Regions from separate parts of the Homo sapiens genome. Here region 2 is linked to region 1. A link is an interaction called in ENCODE POLR2A ChIA-PET data of the cell type or tissue named here. Cell type or tissue: PC-9. All regions are shown on one strand. Links, peaks and the distances in the headings refer to the core of each region. The heading gives the core; the rest is flanking DNA.

Evidence for each region. Peaks named below come from ENCODE experiments on the same cell type or tissue, not always from the same donor. Only the 100,000 strongest peaks of a DNase experiment are listed, where the experiment ranks them.
Region 2: POLR2A ChIA-PET joins it to region 1 with 30 read pairs; 3 of 35 experiments call an interaction of 5 or more read pairs at or near these places.

Annotation. Positions count from the first base shown.
Region 1 is chr10:21,236,159-21,240,552 of GRCh38, forward strand. It overlaps a transcript of NEBL not described here. Among named protein-coding and RNA genes, the nearest start is that of NEBL-AS1, 64 kb to the left of the region's middle. In PC-9, for the core only: no CTCF peak of the experiment used is centred there; a DNase peak (open chromatin) is centred at 2,083; H3K27ac peaks cover 2,187 bases.
Region 2 is chr10:21,388,521-21,392,914 of GRCh38, forward strand. No RefSeq gene overlaps it. Among named protein-coding and RNA genes, the nearest start is that of LINC02643, 18 kb to the left of the region's middle. In PC-9, for the core only: no CTCF peak of the experiment used is centred there; no DNase peak of the experiment used is centred there.

The sequences.
Region 1 (4,394 bases), core at 231-4,230:
ATTCACAATAGCTCACAGTCTCAATCATGGGAGGGAAATCTTAGCATGGTTAGCAGTTTGGAGTTATAGCTAGAAATCTTTAAAAAGCCTACAAAGAATTTAACAACTGAATTTTACAATGTTGCTTCCTCATGTTTTGTCATTCTGGTTTTGTTACTCACCTACTTTATTTTATTCCTTTTTTTAATTTTTTTTTTTTTTTTTTTTGAGACAGAGTGTTGTTCTGTTGCCCAGGCTGGAGTGCAGTGGTGCAATCTCAGCCCACTGCAACCTCCATTGCCCAGGTTCAAGCAATTCTCATACCTCAGCCTTCCGAGTAGCTGGGACTACAGGTGCACACGACCACGCCTGGCTAATTTTTTGTATTTTTAGTAGAGACAAGGTTTTGCCATGTTGGCCAGGCTGGTCTCGAACTCCTGACCTCAGGTGATCTGCCCGCCTTGGCCTCCCAAAGTGCTAGGATTGCAGGTGTGAGCCACTGTGCCAGGCCACTCACCTACTTTGAAAAAATAAAATCTTTGAAGATTTCCCCATGGCCTATCAAATTAAATATAAATTTAAATCTGACGTAATTTAGGCCCCAAAATGAACCCCAAACTCTTTCTAGACTCATAAACACTGCACCACCTACTAAACTCCACTAACAACTACAACAATCACTAACATTTCTAAAGCCTTTACTGTAAGTCAGGAACAGTTCCAAGAGTTTCACATCTTAAATAAATTAGTTCTCATAACTACCTAGTAAGATAGGTACTATTATTATTCCCCCTTTATAGAGAGAGGACCAAGGCATCGGTTAGTAACTGACCCAAAGTCACAGACTCGAATTCAGTAGAGTTGGGATTTAAACCCAGGCAGCCTGACACCTAAGCCCAAATGCTTGATCTTGATCACTTACACTCCTTGAACTTTCGTGTTTTGTAGATCCCTCTCTACTCTGCATCTTAAATAACCTCCTCCATAAAAAATCCATTGTCAAAATCCTGTCAAAGCCTGTTTCAAATATGACATCTTTCTTTTTTTGTTTGTTTGCTTTTGTTTTGGTTTGTTTTGTTTTGTTTGAGATAGAGTGTCACTCTGTTGCCCAGGCTGGAGTGCAGTAGCGCAATCTCAACTCACTGCAACCTCCCCTTCCCGGGTTCAAGCAATTCTCCTGCCTCAGCCTCCCGAGTAGCTAAGATTACAGGCGCAAGCCACCACACCTGGCTAATGTTTGTATTTTTAGTAGAGACGAGGTTTCACCGTGTTGGCCAGGCTGGTCTCAAACTCCTGACCTCAGGTTATCCACCCACTTCAGCCTCCCAAAGTGCTGGGATTACAGGCATGAGCCACTGCGCCCTGCCTAATATGACATCTTTCATGAAGCCTTTTTTTCTGTTAACATCTAATTGACATCTGGTCTTCCTTGGAGACCATACAGCATCTCCCTCATATCTTTCTATCTCCCTGATGTTCTTTTTTGTGAGACAGGGTCTTGCTCTGTCACCCAGGCTGGAGGGCAGTAGCACCATGTCAGCTCACTGCAACCTCCACCTCCCGGGTTCAAGAAATTCTCCTGCCTCAGCCTCCTGAGTAGCTGAGACTACAGGTGTATGCCACCAAGCCTGGCTAATTTTTGTATTTTTAATAGAGACTGGGTTTCACCATGTTGGCTGGGCTGGTCTCGAACTCCTGACCTCAGGTGATCCACCCGCCTCAATCTCCCAAAGTGCTGGGATTACGAGCATGAGGCACCACATCCAGCCATATCTCCCTGATGTTCTATTCTACCTTAATTTATTGTTAGTTTTCTTGCCTTAGACCCCTCAGTGATCTATAAACCTTTGAGCAAACAGACTAAGTGTCTTCATCCCTACAGCCCATGCAGCAGCTACCAGAATTCCTGGAACACGGAGAGCTCTTAATAAATATGTTCACCTAATGAATGCTTTCTTCCTTGTTCTGGTCTGATTTTACCTGGGGTGCAAAGCAAAAATAGAGTCTCAACTTTCAGGTGTGGTATCAGGTGTCCTGGCCTTGTGTTATGTCACCCTCAACAACAGTTGGGAGAAAGTCAAGGAAGTATACACACATTTTCCGTAAAGTGAGTCATTTCAGGGGAAAGGGTAATTTTATAGATTGACAATTATCATGTAACAATGTCCAGGTGAATGTCTAAAATAGTTTGTACTTTTTCCTAAGAGCTCAGAGGCATAATCTAGCTTTGCATTTCATAAAAGTGAGTATGATGTTTTTCCTTTAAAGTTAAGAAAGTTGGGCCGGGCCCGGTGGCTCACGCCTGTAATCCCAGCACTTTGGGAGGCTGAGGCAGGCTGATCACCTGAGGTCAGGAGTTCAAGACCAGCCTGACCAGCATGGTGAAACCCCATCTCTACTGAAAAAAAAAAAAAATACCAAAATTAGCTGGGCTTGATGGTGCATGCCTGTAATCCCAGCTACTGGGGATGCTGAGGCAGGAGAATCACTTGAACCTGGGAGGCGGAGGTTGCAGTGAGCCCTCGCGCCATTACACTCCGGCCTGGGCAATAAAAGCGAAACTCCATCTCAAAAAAATTAAAAAAAAAAAAAAAAAAAAAAAAAGAGAAGGTTGAGGGGAGAGGAGGAGGAAAAGAAGAAATGGTTCTTTCTTTTCTTTTAAGATCCCCCCCAAAAGCCTGTATAACTCAGTGGCAGGTGTCTGACTAGTTACTTTTCAAGGTGTGTCTGATGTTGATTTGGAAGGTTCAAGTTACCAAGAAAACAGACGCTTTGGTTACCTTGACAACATAGGAAACTCAGGGCTACAGCGTGTTTGACTCAAAATTCCCTTTCAAACCCTTTGTAGACTGAGTACCATTTTATAAGAATGCCAGGCCTGAAACTCTTGTTTCTGTGATAAATTAAAACTGCACTAGAAATGGTTTTCAAGATAAATACATCTTTTGTTTCATAGATGATAAAGCTACACAGCTTTAATAATTCTGATAAGCCAAGTCTTCTATCTTGAATTGCCTGGGTTGGTTATCTCTACTGCCCAAAGCCCCTGAATAATAGTCCCAAGTCTGTTCCAACTCGTCCTGGTGAGGTGGCAAACATAGTGCATTTTACTTTTTTTTTTAAACAAACACGTGAAAATGAGCTTTGGCCTGATGTTCAGATGCTGAATAGTTTACTCTTCATTAAACATAAAAATGCCAAGAAATAGTCGTTTGAAGAGATCCAATTATTTTTTCAGGGATCTAGTCAGCTGCTGCTGACTAGATACCAAGGGAAACAGATACCCTGAAATGCTGTCCCACTCTGCACCCCCACATCCCATTTTCTCACTCCTGCCTTAGTCTTTTCCAGTCCTGTCAGGCTCACTGAAAGGACTTATCTGCAAGACCCCCAAACCCAGAATTTTTAGAGTGCTGCTCCCCTAAAAGCTCTGGGAGGTCTCTTCTTTGTACTCTATTCCAGCCTCTGAATCCCTCTCCCAAGTGCCAGAACATTCGGGGCCTTGACCCTTCTCCCTTGGGACTGCCAGTGCAAATGTGATCTTAGCCAGCCTCGTCCAAACTCAGAACAGATTTTATTGTTAAAAAATGCAGTAAGTGGCAGGGCGCGGTGGCTCACGCCTGTAATCCCAGCACTTTGGAGGTTGAGGTGGGCGGATTACAAGGTCAGGAGATCAAGACCATCCTAGCTAACATGGTGAAACCCCATCTCTACTAAAAATACAAAAAATTAGCCGGGCATCGTGGCGGTCACCTGTAGTCCCAGCTACTCTGGAGGCTGAGGCAGGAGAATGGCATGAACCCGGGAGGCAGAGCTTGCAGTGAGCCGAGATTGCGCCACTGCACTCCAGCCTGGGTGACAGAGCGAGACTCTGCCTCAAAAAAAAAAAAAATGCAGTAAACGGTAGTCAATATCTGTATTCCTGTTGGTACAATAAAATAGAAGCAAAACAGAATTTTGTAAACTAGCCTAACAACCTGTACATAGCTGGTATATCTCTTTCTAGCAGGAACGTTTTCTTAGTTCAAACCAGCTAAGTTACCGACAAAACTCTTGGAACCTAATATATTCACAAATTGGATTCTCCCTGTATTTCTAGCTTTTCAGTGCATTTTACACACTGAAAATCCCTTTGTTAGTTTAGGATCGTAGAGATTCGTTGCATGTAAGTATAGTCTAAGGAAAATCAATCGCTTGGTTCATTTTTTTAAAAAGCCATGATGTGACCGGGAGCAGTGGCTCACGCCTGTAATCCCAGCACTTTGGGTACCAAGGCAGGAGGATCACCTGAGGTCAAGAGTTCGAGACCAGCCTGGCCAACATGGTGAAACCCCATCTCTACTAAAAACACAAAAATTAGCTGGGTGTGGTGGCACTCGCCTGTAATCCCAGCTACTTGGGAGGCTGGGGCAGGA
Region 2 (4,394 bases), core at 181-4,180, 150 kb after region 1:
GAAAAGGGAGATGGATTAAATCAAAGGTTTTCCCGGGCAGCCAACTGTTAAGGAGGAATCTGTCATTTTTCTAGATCAGAAAAAAAAAGGATGTAGTACATGGACAATTATTTTGGTCGCCTCTTTGTTCTTCTCTCTGTTTCTGCTTAATACTTCTCACACACCCCAGTGGCCTTTAGAGGACGTATAAATTTCTCTGACATTACTCTTCTCTCCAGTTCCCTATTCTCATGCAAATTCACCCTATAAGTTCTCTTCTTTCTCATCCCATTCCTATTCTGAAACATAAAAAGCACGAAACCCCCAGAAGCCCCGTGGTTGCGCCCGAAGGGGGAGAGGCTAGATAACCTTTTGTATCTTTTCTGTCACTAATTCCTGATCTGAGCCCAACATGTCCCCACTAATGCCGCTGCCTGGAATGGTCTGCAGTTTGAGCTTTTTCCGCCATCCTATCCAATGCCCTTAGCAATTCACATTCATAAAAAGTGAGATTAAATGTATGTAACTGTTGGCCTGTGCTCCCGAATTCCATTGCTGCCTCTACTAATGATTTCCTGTTAAGGGCAGATTTTTACCTCAGTAAAGGTAGCTATGCCTCCCTTGCTGTCAGGAGCAGTTATTAAGCAGCTAAGCCAGGGCCGGGCACAGTGGCTCGTGCCTGTAATCCCAGCACTTTGGGAGGCCCAGGTGGGTGTATCGCTTGAGCCCAGGAGTTCGAGACAAGCCTGGGCAACATGGTGAAACCCCGTCTCTACTAAAAATACAAAAATTAGCCAGTCATGGTGGCGGGTGCTGTCGTACCAGCTACTCAGGAGGCTGTGGTGGGAGGATCACCTGAGCCTGGGAAGGTCGAGACTGCAGTGAGTCATGATAGCACCACTGCACTCCAGCCTGGGTGACAAAGTGAGACCCTGTCTCAAAAAAAATAAAAATAAAAATAAAAACTAAGCCAGGTTTCTCCAACACAAAATAAATTAGCTAATGAGTTTAGTACATGCAGGGCAAAATATAGCAAAAGAATCATTCATTCACTGAGCAAATATTTATTAATCAGTTACTTTATACCCTGTAGGAAATACACACATATAGAAAAGTCCCTAAATTCAAGAAACTTGGGATCTAGTAGAGGAGATAAAACCAAAACTTTTTGTTTTTGAGACAGAGTCTCGCTCTGTTGCCCAAGCTGGAGTGCAGTGGTACGATCTTGGCTCACTGCAACTTCTGTCTGCCTCCCGGGTTCAAGCGATTCTCCCACCTCAGCCTCCCAAGTAGCTGGGATTACTGGCGCCTGTCACCGTACCCAGCTAATTTTTGTATTTTTAGTAAAGACGGGGTTTCACCATGTTGGCCAGGCTAGTCTCGAACTCCTGACCTCAAGTGATCCGCTCGACTCAGCCTCCCAAAGTTCTGGGATTACAGGTGTGAGCCACCACGCCCGGCCTATATACACTATCTGATTTAACTCCCGCGACAACCCTGAGAAGTAAAGTTACTATCCCCATTTTATAGAGGAAGTGAAGGAGATTCAGACAGGCTGAGTAATTTGTCCAAGAAAACTGGCAATGCAAGAATGTATTTATTTATTTATTATTTTTTGTTTTTTTAAAGACAGGGTCTTGCTCTGCCACCCAGGCTGGAGTGCAGTAGCACAATATGGCTCATGCACCATCAAATTCCTGGGCTTGAGGGATCCTCCTGCCTCAGCCCTCCAAGTAGCTAGGACTACAGGTGTGTGCCACCATGACTGGCTATATTTTTCTTTTTTTTTCTTTTTTTTTTTTTTTTGGTAGAGACAGGTAATGCAAGAATTTTAAAACACTCAGGTCTGTCTGTCCGTCCAAACATACATACTAGATATACTACCTCCTCTTTCTCCAACAGGGAAGTTATGTCAAGGAGAAAACATTTTTTCTTCACTCTCTTAGGTTCAGTACCTAGGGGCCTGCAAATTAACCTGACAAAAGACAGATCAACAAGAGAAAAGACAGATTTTTATTCACATACATACATACCTGGGAGTTCACAGAAAAATGTGACTGAAGGAAGCAGAATTGGGGGCTTATATGCCATCTGAATGGGAAATGTGGGGGAGCAGTGAGGCACTTCTGGGAGAACAACTTACTTCTTAGAAGATGGGGAGAAAAAGCACCTAGGGAAACACAAAGGACTTTTTTTTGAAAGACTGATAGATTCATAGGGGAATAGATAGGCGATATGATAGCCTTGTGAGGATGTCTATTGGGGTGTGATGCTGACTTCTCTCTTCTCTGAGAAGGAAAAATCAGTGTTGCTCCTGGGGAGGGGATTTATGACAGTTGGGTTCTTTGGGGAGGCTCTGATTTTTGGCAAATAAAGGATTTCAGGAATTCAAATGCCTTCAGCTCAAAATAACTTTTGGGCCAGGCACGGTGGCTCACGCCTATAATCCCAGCACTTTGGGAGGCCAAGGTGGGCAGATCACTTGAAGTCAGGAATTTGAGACCAGCCTGGTGAAAACCCATCTCTCCTAAAAATACAAAAATTAACTGGGCGTGGTGGCACATGCCTGTAATCCCAGCTACTCAGGAGGCTGAGGCAGGAGAAGTGCTTGAACCCTGGAGACAGAGGTTGCAGTGAGCCAAGATCACGCCACTGCACTCCACCTTGGGCAACAGGGTGAGACTCCGTCTTAAAAGAAAAATAAAAAAGGCATATTTTGATGTGGCATATGCTGATCCTCTTCAGATATAATCTATTAGAACACAAACACAAATAGCAATAGTACAGAAGAGGACATGCTAAATGAAATGCCACAAAACTATGATTAAAATGCAACAAAGTTTCAGAGAAGAGGTCAATCCGTGGGTGAAGTGATCACAGAAGCCTGAATCAGAGCACAGGCAGGTGAGATGCATCTTAGGGTTTCAGCAGGCAGAGCAGGAAGAGCAGTCTAGTAGGCTGAAACGTTTTTTCTAATGGGCATGGTGGGAGGAGGGTATAGAATCTATCTATAGCATGTTACATATCTAGTCTGGCTAAAAAACATGGAATACTTCAAAAATTTGCATGCCATCCTTAAATAAGGTCTCAGCTCCCTTCTCTGAAATTTTGCTACAGGTGAAGGATGAACAACAGACACATTATCATTAAATCAATAACTAGTTTTTGTGGGCCAGGCACAGTGGTTCACACCTGTAATCCCAGTACTTTGGGAGGCTGAGGTGGGTGGATCACTTGAGCTCAAGAGTTCAAGACCAGCCCGGGCAATATGGCAAAACCCTGTCTGTACAAAAAAATACAAAAATTAGCCGAGCATGGTGGCAGGCACCTGTGGTCCCAGCTACTCGAGAGGCTGAGGTGGGAGAATCACTTAAGCCCGGGAGATCGAGGTTGCAGTGAGCCGAGATCACTCCACTACACTCCAGCCTGGACAATAGAGTGATACTCTGTCTAAAAAAAAAAAAAAAAAAAAAAACTAGTTTTTGCTAGGACTAGGAACTGTTTTGATCTTTGGAAACAAAGAACAGGCCAGCCCTTAATAGTATGTGAGTCCTTGTTACATGATAAAAATTCCATACCACAAAAATTGATTGCCCCAGTCATACTGGTCTAGTTGAAGCTGTAAATGGACCCCTTCTTAGTCAAGGAGACTCCATAGAAGCCTTAGAAGCTGGGTTACTGGCCATGACTGGGTGAGAGATCTAACATGCTTTATTATACTCCTTCCTTTTTGGAGCTTAGATGCAACAACTACCCAGCATTAATGTTAAAATAGAGATCTTAAGACTAACAGAATAGACTCTTTGTGGCCAATAAGATACCAAATTATAAACAGAACTTAAGGCAATGAAAGGCAAGGGTGAAGTCTCATCTGCAGTCCATCAATCTTGCTAAACAGGTCATTTTTTATTTTTTTGAGACCGAGTCTCACTCCATCATCCAGGCTGGAGTGCAGTGGCGCAATCTCAGCTCACTGCAGTCTCCACCTCCCAGGCCCAATCAATTCTTCCACCTCAGCCTCCCAAGTGCTGTGACTACAAGTGTACACCACAACACCTGGCTAGTTTTTGCATTTCTTTGCAGAGGTGGGGTTTTGTCATGTTGCCCAGGCTGGTCTCAACTCCTGAGCTCAAACAATTCACCTTCCTTGGCCACCTAAAGTGCTGGGATTACAGGCATGAGCCACCGTGCCTGGCCCTAAACAGGTCATTTTTGACCCAGGATATTGTGGCTGATTCTGACACAGCACCCTCATCTTAAGCATTTCTTTCTGCCAGCTCCAAGTTTTAGGCAGAGCCTTATTCCTTTAACTAATTGCAAATTAAATAATCTCTGGGCCAGGCACAGTGGCTCATGCCTGTAATCCTTGCACTTTGGGAGGCTGAGGGGGTTGGATCGCTTGAGGTCAGGAGTTT